2 separate regions of the Homo sapiens genome follow, and region 2 is linked to region 1. A link is a contact called in ENCODE Hi-C or POLR2A ChIA-PET data. All regions are on one chromosome and are shown on one strand. Each heading gives the region's core, a stretch centred on a gene start or an enhancer-like site at or near the end of the contact. The rest is flanking DNA. Distances are from core to core; before and after follow the strand shown.

Region 1 (6,181 bases), core at 2,737-5,236:
TCTGTTTTCATAAAGCTTCCAAGCAATGGAAATGAGTATGTGCGTTTTAAATGTACTGTATTTGTCACTTTTATATTCTAGTTCATAATATTTTTTAAAAAATAAATTGAGACTTTCATACATTTTCAAAACATAAACCAAAACAAAACTGGGTTAAGCGTGAATAGGGCCCTCTAAAAGATTATTTCTGTAGGCTGGTTGATCTGAATAGAAGACACATCTTTCTCTAAACTCCAGTAGTGACCTGCTGACCACAGATTTGGCAAGAGAATCCTCAGTCCAGACGTATGTTCAGAGTTTCATCCTAATGCTCAATTGCCAGGAGTTCTATGAAATTTTGCCCTCCTCTTCCCACATGGCACTGACTCATCTGAAAGGCAATAGGTTTCCTGTAAACACCCAACTCACCAACAGCTGCCAAGGGGGGCGACTGTGAGGTAATGATCTGCCTGCCCTGGGTTCAGGAGGGTGTGGGGTACACCTATGCCACCTGCAAGGCCCAGGGCCCCAGCCAGCCTGCTCCTTCCTGCCCCTGAGGAGGCAGCACCTGAGTGCCCCGCCAGTGCGGAGGAGACTTCCCTTCTGTGTGCCACCCGGGGTGGCCCAGAGGGATTTGAGGTGAAGTCCAGAGCTGAGGGCCAAGCCCAGCCCTCCCCATCACACTCCCTCAGCACCAGCTATAGTTGATGACTTCCCTCACATGACAGGATTTGAAATGCATATGTGAATGTGCTTTTAATGTTTTGCCCCTTCCTCCTATTCATTTCTCTCGTCTTCAGCCAATGGCACCAACTGTTAAAGCTGGAGATGAGAGAAAGAAAGGGGCCCTCCTGGCCGGGTGCAGTGGCTCTCACCTGTAATCCCAGCACTTTGGGAGGCTGAGGCTGGCGGATCAACTGAGGTCAGGAGTTTGAGACCAACCTGGCCAACATGGCAAAACCCCGTCTCTACTAAAAATACAAAAAAAATTAGCCAGGTGTGGTGGCGCACACCTGTAATCCCAGCTACTCGGGAGGCTGAGGCAGGAGAATCGCTTGAGCCATAGAGGTGGAGGTTGCCGTGAGCCAAGATTGTGCCATTGCACTCCAACCTGGGCAACCGAGTGAGACTCTGTCTCAAAAAAAAAAAAAAAAAAAAAAAAAGGGGAGCAGGGGGCCTCCTTCTGCCTCAAATCTCAGAGCCAACGTTCCAGAAACAAGGCTTAAAGGCTGACCACTGTGAGGAAAATGAAGACTTTTCTAAATTCCCAGAGTTTCCTTTCACAGACCATAAGCAGAGCTTTGAAATGTGGGTCCTGTGAAGAGAGAGTCTTAGAGAAAGTGCCCACCCAGCATAGGATGAAAGGAGAAAGCCCCTGTACTTCCAGGAGGGAAGCAGGGAGAAGGACTCACATGTCTTCCCAGCCCAGCCCAAGCCCTTGGGGGTATTCTGCACGAACAAATCAGGTGGGTGAAATCCCTTAGGTGTGGGCTTAGCCCTGTCTCCACAGGCACATCCTGGGAAAAGTCACATCCCTGGACAGGAGCACTGTGTCCCGCATAGTAATGCCTGCCCATCGTGGGTGTGGGAAGTGATTGGGGAAGGGCCTAGGTAGGATGGGGGCCTGTGGTGGTGCCCTCTCATCTTCCTAGGCCCCCTTGTGTGACAGAAGGATCCAGAAGTGTTCCCAAGCTCCCACTGGGGGTGTGGAGGTAGCTCAGCTGACAGCAAGAGGCCTGCCTGAAGCTGCCATGGGTGGCGTGAGGTGAGGCAGAAGCTGGGGATGGTCAGCTTGAGCCAGGGCCTGCCCCGACCTGGCCAGCGTGGAACGCAACAGCGGTCCCGTCAGCTGTGGCTTTGGCTGTGCATACAAGCAGGAGTCCAAAGGCCTGGTCAGAACACCCCACATAGATCCTGGACTACAACCCTCCCAAGACCACTGAGGGTCCCGCATGCTTAGCTGCCATCTCGGCTCCAAGGGTGGGGTAGAGAGAGCTCCAAAATGAGCATTTCCTAAGAGAAGCTGAGTTTAATCCAAAAGTGAACCTGAATTTTTTTATGTTAAGTGGGAAATTGTAATTCCTCCCAGCCTATTTGTAACCTCCTCCTTACACAACTGTCCAGAGGTCTGGGGACTAGGAAATAAGATGTCGCAAGTTATGAAGCAGAAAAGGAATCTAAATGGGATATCTGGAAAGAGATTCACAGAGGAGGCATTTCTTAAGATGAGCCTTTAGAAAATGGGTTGGTGCTTACAGATTATTGCAACACCAATTTACAGTATTCTGTGCTATTTAAAAGTGGAGTACCACTATTAGGTATAAGCTGTTACTTCAGAGGTCATACAGCAGCGGCATTCAACCTTTTTGGCTATCTGTAAACCCCCTCCCCCCATATTCCCGCCTACCCTCTTCTCAGAGCCTCTCACCACACTCCATCCTAAGCCCTCTTCCTCACTCAGCTACTGCAAACCCCCATCTCCTCCATATCATATTGCCAGCCCTTCTCAAAAAAGCCTGAGTTGGGTCAGGTGCGGTGGCTCACGCCTGTAATCCCAGCATTTTGGGAGACTGAGGCAGGCAGATCACCTGAGGTCAGGAGTTCGAGATCAGCTTGGCCAACATGGTGAAACCCTGTCTCTACTAAAAATACAAAAATTAGCCGGGCGTGGTAGTGCACACCTGTAATCCCAGCTGCTTGGGAGGCTGAGGCAGGAGAATCACTTGAACCCGGGAGGTGGAGTTTGCAGTGAGCCGAGATCATGCCACTGCACTCCAGCCTGGGTGACAGAGCAAGACTCTGTCTCAAAAACGAAAACAAAATCAAAAGCCTGAGTAGAGGAGGTCTCCAAAGCAGATGTTCCACCAGGCATGGGAGGGATTAGGCACCAACCACAGCCCCTTCACCAGGGCAGAGCAGCAGCCCAGAGGCAGAAGTCCTGGGAGTTCCATTCCTAGAAGCCTCAAAGAGCAGGAAGGAAATCAGCCCCTTTCATCAAGGGCTGCCCCTCTGAGGACACCCAGGGAGGATGGCACCAAGATCAGAGGTGTCAGAGCCAGGAGGACAGAGGGACAAGGCCCTAGAATCCTTTCTTTTGGCATTTAAAATATGGAATCAGAATCATCTTGAAGCCAGTATCAGTGACTCTATAATTCTATGTAAGCTGAAAATTCTTACTGAATACAACTCTCCCCTGTGTAGACAGGCAAGCAGGGCCTGCAATAAAATGTTAAACCAAACTAAGGCACATTTTGTTTTTAAAACCTCTCAAAGTTTTCCTTCATCTTTATACTTCTTTAAGCTTTAAGAAAAGAAAGAAAATTATAATCAACAAGGCAAAGCTCCTACTGCAAAAATAATGCATACTTTAAAGAATTTCTGGGCGGGGCGCAGAGGCTCACGCCTGTAATCCCAGCACTTTGGGAGGCCAAGGCAGGTGGATCACCTGAGGTCAGGAGTTGGTGACAAGCCTGGCCAACATGGTTAAACCCCATCTCTACTAAAAATACAAAAATTACCTTGGCCTGGTGGTGTGTGCCTATAATCCCAGATACTTGGGAGGCTGAGGCAGGAGAATTGCTTGAGCCCAAGAGGCGGAGATTGCAGAGAGCCGAGATCACCCCACTGCACTCCAGCCTGGGCAACAAGAGTGAAACTCCGTCTCAAAAAAGCGAGTATCTGGACCATAAATGTGGCAGTATTGAAATTAGCAAAGATCATTCTGAACAGAACATGCCATCTGTATACAATGAAATCAAAGACCAAGACAATGCTTTCTTTGATCTTAAAAGATTGCAGGCTGGATGCGGTGGCTCATGACTGTAATCCCAGCACTTTGGGGGGCTGAGGCGGGAGGATTGCTTGAGCCCAGGAGTTTGAGACCAGCCTGAGCAACATAGGAGACCTAGTCTCCACAAAAAATTTTTTAAAAATTAGCCAGGCATGGGAGTGCTCGCCTGTGGTCACAGCTACTCAGGAAGCTGAAGTGGCAGGATCACTCGAGCCCAGAAGGTCAAGTCTACAGTGAGCCGTGATTGCACCACTGCACTCTAGCCTGAGTGACAGAGTGAGAAAAAAAAAAAAATCACAACTTCTACAAAAAGATATTAAGTAAATTTTATTAAGAAGATGCCATCAGTTTTCAAATAAGGGGTGGCCTTATTTGAAAATGAAGAACTGAGAGAAAAGTTAGAAGTTTGAAAGTTTGAAGTTAGTTTCAAGTTAGCTCTTTACCATTCCCACAGCTCATATGGATTCAGAAGAGCTTTTCTAGCAGGTAGAATTATTGGCTCTCAACTCCAAGATAACAGCTTTGACACACTCAGTTTCTTCAACAGCATACTTTTCAAAAATATCACATATTACTGTCATTCTGACCCAGCGGTGTCATGCCTGCCACCCTGACCACGCTGAGCTGCCCGCAGTAAGGCTGCTGTGTGGCTTGTGCTGCTGTTCCCACTGGTCTTTAAAAAGGGATGTTGGGTCCGGGCACGGTGGCTCACGCCTGTAATCCCAGCACTTTGGGAGGCTGAGGCAGGCAGATCACGTGAGGTCAGGAGTTTGAGACCAGCCTGGCCAATATGGTGAAACCCTGTCTCTACTAAAAATACAAAAAATTAACCGGATGTGGTGGTGGGCACCTATAATCCAGTTACTTGGGAGACTGAGGCACGAGAATTGCTTGAACCTGGGAGGCGGAGGTTGCAGTGAGCCAGGATTGTGCCATTGCACTCCAGTCTGCGCAATAAGAGTGAAACTCTGTCTCAAAAATAAATAAATAAATAAAATTTTTAAAGGCGACGGGTGGGCGGGGGGGGGGTGTCGGGAGGAGACCACTGGGTCAGAATGAGTCTCCTCTTCACAGCCTAAAATCTACTGACCCTAAAGAAACTCACAATATTTGGTGGATCCAAGGGGCTTGAAGGAATGAGAATCAGAGGGACAGAGAAACAGACCTGCTCAGATCAAAAGATGCATCGTGAAAGAGCCAAGAATTCAGATCAGATTTACATACCCCGCCACACACACTTTCTCACAGACACTGTTTAGCTACCAGGAACAATGAACGTATTTAATGTATTTGCATGGGGTGGCAGCTGTGTACCTGGCCCAAGTTCAAAGAGCTGACTGTGGATAATTATCACGGAAACTGTGCACACCCACCAGCTGGCGCCATGCCGGGATGGGTCCGTCCCTTCACAGCCATCAGGAAGCTGATCAGAGGAGACGCTGAGTTGTGAAGAGGGACAGGGGAGGCCACAGAGTCAAGGGGTGGAGAAGAAAGGATGGTGAATCAGAAAGCAAGACTAGCAACTCAAAACAAAATGCCTGTACAGACATAATGTACCCTGAAAGAAGCCAGGCATAGAGGAGTGTGATTGTGTGATTCCGTGGATGCCAAGCTCTAGAACGAACACAGTTAATCAGTGGTGACAGAACTTAAAATTGTGGTTACCTTTGGTTGAGGGGTATTTTCTGGTAAGAATCACAAGGGAATCTTCATACATGATGAAAATGTTCTGTATCTTGATCAAGGTGGTGGTTACAGGGGTAGAGACATGCAAGCATCCATCCAGCTGCACACCTACGGTCTTGTGCTTTTCTGTCTATGTTATACTCAATAACATTTAAAAAAAAAAAACAACCATTAAGAGTCTGCTGTTGGGGGTGGGAGCAAAGAGCTATAAGCAAACTGATTGATGGTTCAACTTCTAGGAGAGCTCAGTTACCATGAAAGGTAAAGGTGCAGATTAACCTGAAAATAGGATTAGTTGGAAGTTGGCAGAAGTGTAATAGTCCCACAAATCACCTGTCCAGTCTCAGCAGAAGGTTAAAGGTTTACTCTCTGGGGAGGAGCAAGCAGAAGACATGGGAGTCCACATACTGAAATGGGAGTCATCACCTTCAGACCTCTTTCCCCACTCAGCCCTGAGAATGCTGGCAGCCAGTCTTACACCTCCCCTGCTGCCACCACCACCAGTATCATCAGGCAAGAGAACAGAGGATTCCCTTCCAGGGAAACACACCAACATAAAAGGAAAAACAAAAACAAACAAAAAACTACCAATACTAATAGGTGATTGCTGTATTCCAGAGTTCCAGATCCCTGCCTAATCAACCTACAATGAAGTTTCTATTCAGCCAGGTCAGACCATGTGCACAGAGCTTCCAGTGATCACTTTAGTGCCTCACTCTTAAATGT
Region 2 (5,965 bases), core at 1,128-3,627, 170 kb before region 1:
AGGTGAAGTAACTCGCCCAGGTTGCCCAGCTGGCAAGGGAAAGAGCCAGGGACAGGGAGAAACGTGCCCGGCCAGTGTTTCTCGGCATGGATTGCCACTGCCTCTCTTCCACCTAGAATCCTGCATTTATAATCTTTCCCTCCCACCTTCTAGGCTGGGGGTTCCCCACTGGTGCACAGTGATTAGGAGGGAGAGAAGCTTTACCACCTCTAGCAACAGGGATTGAGGCTGTGTAACAGGAATGTCCCCATAAAACCAGGGAAGGTTATTAAACGTTTCAAAGTGTACCTGAAAACTTAAAAAAATTCCTTCTTTATTTTCATTAGGGGTTCCTAAAAATCCTAGCTTCCGAAGTAGGCTAGGCGGGGGTGCTCCTGCAAGCAGTGAGACACAGACAGAGGACCCAGCATCAGGCCTCACGCCCTCCCTGTCAGACGCCCATGAGGCCGACAGGGTCACTTGGTGACTCCTGCGGGACAGTCACCTCTGCTTCCTTCCAAAGCCCTGCCCTGGAAGGAGGCTGGTTAGTCACAGAGCCTGCCCCACCCCATCGTCTCTCTCACTCAAGTTCTCCCCTCCGTTCTCTGAGAGGGCAGCCTTCACCCTCGGGCATACAGAGATGCAGGACAAAGCCCAGGTTGGTTTCGGTAGGTTCTCCAAGTTTGCCAGCCCCTTCTTTCACTTGTTTTGGGGATGGCAGGGTATGTAGGAGGGACAGGCTCAGGCTCAGGAGTGGTGGCTCAGCCCTAACCCAGATTCCTCAAAATGGGGCCCCCTGTATCAGAACCCTCTGGACCCTGCCCAGATGCCCCTGAACCATGTGCCAGGAAGTTTTTTTTTTTTTTTTTCAAATAAATAAATGGAGTTTTGCTCTGTTACCCAGGCTGGAGTACAGTGGCACAATTATAGCTCACTGCAGCCTCAAACTACTGGGCTCAAGGTTCTCTTGCCTCGGCCTCCCAAGGAGATAGGACTACGAGAACACACCACCACACCCAACTAATTTATTTTATTTTTTGTGGAGACTGGGTCTCTCTATGCTGCCCAGGCTGGTCTGGAACTCCTGCCCTCAAGTGATCCTCTCGACTCAGCCTCAAGTTCTAGGACTACAAGTGTGAGCCCCTCTGCCTGGCTGAAGCAGCATTTTAACAGCTCCCCAGGTGATAACTGTCTGTGGACCCTGGGGCTCACCGTGCTAGTCTTCCGAGCATCATTTGCAGCCGTGTGGACTCCAGAGCAGGAGGGGGCAGCAGGGAAAGGCTGGCCTAGAACATATATGCCACATGTATGACAGAGAAGGAAAGGACAGCAATTGCACGGCCGAAGGAAAGAGAAAAACCAGCAACCAAACACGCCCAGAGAACTGAGTGGCAGGCCCAGGGCTGTTCTTGCCCAGTACAGGAAGACCCGGACATTCCTAATAATTCTAGGTAATCAACAGAAGATTGAAAAAGACAATCCTTCAGTGGCTTCCTGGTACTCTCAGAGAAAAATCTATGCACTTCCCCAGGGCCTACAGCTCACAGCAGGTGGCGGGGGGGCCTCCTGATCTCATCACCCACCACTTCCTGGCTGCTCCCTAGCCTCTGCCTTCCCCGAATCTGCCAGGTCTCACCTACTCTCTGCCTTTGCCAATGCAGCTCCTCCTGCTGAAGAGCTCTTCCCCCAACTCTCTGCCAGGCAAACCCTCCATTCTTTACGTCCAGCCTAAATGCCACCTCCTCAGAGAGCCCTCCCTGACTGCCCACCCCTTGCTGTGGGACATGTCTTTGTTTCAATTGCATTTGTTTTGTGTTTTGGCTCCTCTATCTCCCCTAGTATATGCTTCATGAAGGCAGCCATGAGGTCTCACTGTTGCTGTGAAACCTAAGGCACCTGGCACCTGACACATAGTAGGTGCTTAAGAAATTGACCAGGGGGCACAGCAGAGTGGGGTGCACAGCAGACATTCAACATAAGAAAACCTCTTTCCCCTTTCCACTATCCTAGGAGTGAGAATGCAGGGTAGTGTGTACTCTTTTCCAAGCAAAATTATCATCAAAAATTGCTAAAGGAAAAAAATAGGAGATTTGATGTTGCTGGGGGAAAGCATCAATTACATTTTCTCATGGGGTTTGCTGCCTTCTCCGTGTGTGTGACTGGCAGCTGTATTTTGCCCTGGTTTGCATCCACGCCTCTTGTGGTTAACAGCACGCACTCTGGAACCAGACTGCCTGGTTTCAATCCCACTCAACCACTTATTGGCTATTTTGGTCATCAGCCACCTTAAAATGTAGTGGCTTAAACAATAACTTCTATTTTCTCTGGAGGTTCTGTGGGTTGACTGGGCTCAGTTGGGTTCTCGCTTGGGGTCTGTCAGAAGGTGATAGTCAGACAGTGGTTGGGGCTGGAGTTACCTGACAGCTCAACTGAGCTGGTTCTGTGATGGCCCCTTTACTCACATCTCAGCTGGACCAGCCAAGGAGGCTGCCTGGGCCTCTTGGCCTCTCCTTGTGACTAGCTTGGGCTTCCCTCACAGAATGGCCGTCTCAGTCACAGTATGACAACTACTAAGAGTAGTTGGACTTTTTAGATGGCATTCGGCTTTCCACAGAATGAACACTTGTAGAGATTTAGGTGGAACCTGCAGGGCTTCTTATGACCTAGCCTTAGGAAATCATGAAGTATCACTTTTGCAGAATTCTACTGATCAAAAGTGAGTCAGAAGGTCAATCCAGACTCATGAAGAGAAGACTCCCAAGGCACGAATGCTGGGAGGCACAGGTCTTGGCGTGGTGGTGGGAGGAGGCAGTATCTTTGAAGACAAGCTACCATACTTGCTACATGATTGTCAGCAAATTTCTTAAGCTCTCTGTGCCTCAGTCTTCTCTTCTATAAAATGGGATAATTGCTCCTACCTCACAGAGCTTTTGTGAGGAGCAAATGAGTTAATAATATGTGGAAAGCACTTAACAATGCACTATGAGAGTATTAGCTATTATTATTATTACTCAAAAGAGTAAGGAGCAAATGTTTTTCTCTGATTAATCTCTGTATCCCAATGTCTGAGATATCCCGTGAAATGTTTTATATCATAAACATAAATATGAAATGCTCTATATGCAAAGTAAGTGAAGTGTCCTTCTCCCCATCAAATAAAATTTTTTGTTTTTCATCTAAAAGTCAAGGTTTCAAGTTTAGATAAAAACAGTCATTTCTCACAATCAATAATGCATTTGATGTATTAACAAAAACTCAAACTAGCTGCCGGGGCTGGCGAACGCTGTTGTGAGTCACAGTGGCGATATGCTCACATCAGGGCCGGAAGCAGTAACACTTGTGGTGTGGAATTTCCCGTGGCACCAGCGGAAAAGGAGTCTGGATGCGTTTGTCAAAACTTCCCCGAAACAAAAAGAAATCAGGATTTCCTGCTAGAGGCCCAAGTGGCTAGTGATGTCCAGGACCTCACAACCCAACCTCAGACTGGCCTTAGCCCTGGCTGGAAAACAGGATCTGCCAACAAATCATCAGGGCTGGGCCCCAGCCTCCAGGGATGGACACTTTTCTGTCACTGCCAAATCCAGACAAAGCTCAGAGTCAGGTCACTGAATGCAAACTCTAAATAAAAAAATGGCTTCATGATCCACGCCTGTGGCTGCATGTTCTATTCTACAGAATTCTCCACCACGTCCTCCCATACCTCCTACCCCTCAGTATTCCATGTGGCCTTCAGGACAAATTCGAGTCTCCTGCCACATGCGCCCACCTGCCATGGACCCATGTTCCAGCCACATGCACAGCTTCCGTTCCTCCAAGGGCCCTGAGCTCACATATCTCTCTCTGTTCTTTCATACACTCTTTCTGTTGTCTAGAAGAGATATCAACAGGAAGGGCAGCCACAGTTCTCTCTCCCTCGACTCGGTGCTAGGCAGAGGCTGTGGTAAGAGTGTCATGTCTTCGTCTCAGTTTGTCTGCACGCTGGCCTACAGCGCCCTGCCTTGGCTGGCTAGAGAGCTCACCCATCTCTCCAGCCAGGCTCTGATCAACAGCCTTTCAGAAGGATAGACACATAGAGCAATGGAAGGGAACTGAGGGTTCTTGGTCTTTTAGGAAAAAAGACTCATTTCTTTTTTGCATATGTGTGTGTTTTCCTCTCAAATCCTTCTTGTTACCAAAGCCTGAGAGGGGAAGTCATTCTTATCTGGACATCTCTAAGTGTTCTCTCTCCTTTCCCGAGCAAGCTTCAAAATCCGGTCTTTTGTCTTCAAAGTTCAAAAGTGGATGCATTTGTACTTCCCTGATTGTGGTCTGCTGGTGCCTTTTTCATTTTTTTCTGCACCCCTCTTAGTCACAGCTTGGATGTCCAGGCCCCATTTCCTAGCTCTGTCGATTCTTTTGAGATATGGGTTGAGTAAACCTTATCCGAAAAGGTTGGGACTGGAAGTGTTTTGGATTTCAGATTTTCTGATTGGGGAATATCTGCACATACATATATAATGAGAGATCTTGGGAAAGGGACCCAAGCCTAAACACTAAATTCATTTATGTTTCATAGACACCATACACAGATGGCCTAAAGGTAATTTTACAGAACATTTAAAATAATTTTGTGCATGAAACAAAGTTTGGATCGTGCCCCGTCACATGAGGTCAGGTGTAGAATTTTCCACTTGTGGCATCACGTCAAAAAGTTTTGGATTTTGGAGGATTTTGGATTTTGAATTTTCAGTTTCAAGATGTTCAACCTGTATTGTGTTTGAGCACCTTAGCTGTGTTGGCAGGCCCTTGAAACAGCCTGTTCCTGTTTATATCACTACCCAGGCGCCTTTTTGATTCTTGAGGGCTTTCCTTAACATCTCCTTAACATTGCCTAGGAGGACTTAAAGATGTTTGTATATAGACGTTAAAATGGTAATCAGTGATTCTGAAGTTTCTGTTATTGCCCGTCATGTTACCTGAAGTGCAGTTAGATCCTCCCGGCTTCATGTACTATTACTGTCCACTGCTTTTACCAGCAGGGCATTTTCTGTCCTTTTATTTTTCATTGTCTTCCCAGTTCTATTCATTGGTTTATAATGAATAGGCTGGGATTAAGAGGCGAGAGCTTAAACATCAGGAAAAGACACTCTCGAATTTTCATTTGACAGCTGTTGTTCCTGAGAGAATAAGTCGATCTGTTAGAAAATTTAGATAGAGCTTTTTCCTTCTAGAGTTATTTAAATTTTTAAAAGGGAGAAGCTGTACTATTTTTATTACCAAAATCAAGTCTATTGAAGGCTACGCAAAACCTCATATTCTCAAGAAACCATAGGAATAATCTGTGGTTAAAACAGCACCTTGAAAATGCCAAATGCTAAATAGATTGATAAGAATACCAGTTGCTACATTATAATTTTTCAAAGGATGTTATGATTGGAGTCAGAATCCGGAGGTTTGTACTAAGTAGCTGGGAACACACTTGTGTTCATGCTAACTCTAGAAATATATCCTAGATTATGTTTAGGTTCAGCATGGACTCAATAGTATTCTAGGAAACAGTATTTCAGCGGCCAGCATGATAAGAGGTCGAGTGGGAAGGAAAATGCTATGCGTGTGGATAAAGGTGCTCTTTCTTCTCATCGCAGAGTCAAACACCTGGCTGCTATCACCAAGGACAAAGGATGTTCTGAAGAGTGAACCAACTCAGATTTACCCACACACTTCAAGAAAGCAATTTAGAAAACCGCAGGAATCCAAACATTCTTTCATTGGCTACTAAAATACAAGAAAAGAAATCAAGAAAAGTTTGTAGGACTTTTAGGAAGCTATTACTTGATCAGAATATTATTATTATAAATATATCAGAACACTTTTATCCTTGCTTGATGGGAATTCAACACTTCACGTCAGCCAGGAAAGCTACAGGTTAGTAACTAAACTAACCTAGTCTGTTGTCCCTAAAGATTTTCTGCCAATGGCCAGGCATGGTGGCTCACACCTGTAATCC

What was found. Hi-C counts contacts between places; a loop is a spot of excess contacts on that map. ChIA-PET counts read pairs that join two places held with the same protein, here RNA polymerase II (POLR2A). Pooled maps may share reads with other maps.
Region 2: a loop to region 1 is called in a pooled map, with 15 times the contacts of the local background. The contact joins two enhancer-like sites. A Hi-C loop is called at or near these places in 6 of 50 pooled maps. POLR2A ChIA-PET finds 5 or more read pairs at or near these places in 3 of 52 experiments (activated CD4-positive, alpha-beta T cell, activated CD4-positive, alpha-beta memory T cell and activated naive CD4-positive, alpha-beta T cell).

Annotation. Positions count from the first base shown.
Region 1 is chr15:42,102,510-42,108,690 of GRCh38, forward strand. No RefSeq gene overlaps it. Among named protein-coding and RNA genes, the nearest start is that of PLA2G4D, 11 kb to the left of the region's middle. RefSeq lists a silencer at 5,351-5,430. Within about 2 kb of position 3,987, at least 5 of the 41 ENCODE cell types and tissues checked have a DNase peak (open chromatin) inside an H3K27ac peak, as active enhancers do.
Region 2 is chr15:41,933,479-41,939,443 of GRCh38, forward strand. All of the region lies in intron 3 of EHD4 (EH domain containing 4), which reads right to left. Among named protein-coding and RNA genes, the nearest start is that of EHD4-AS1, 15 kb to the left of the region's middle. RefSeq lists an enhancer at 3,807-3,866. Within about 2 kb of position 2,378, at least 27 of the 41 ENCODE cell types and tissues checked have a DNase peak (open chromatin) inside an H3K27ac peak, as active enhancers do.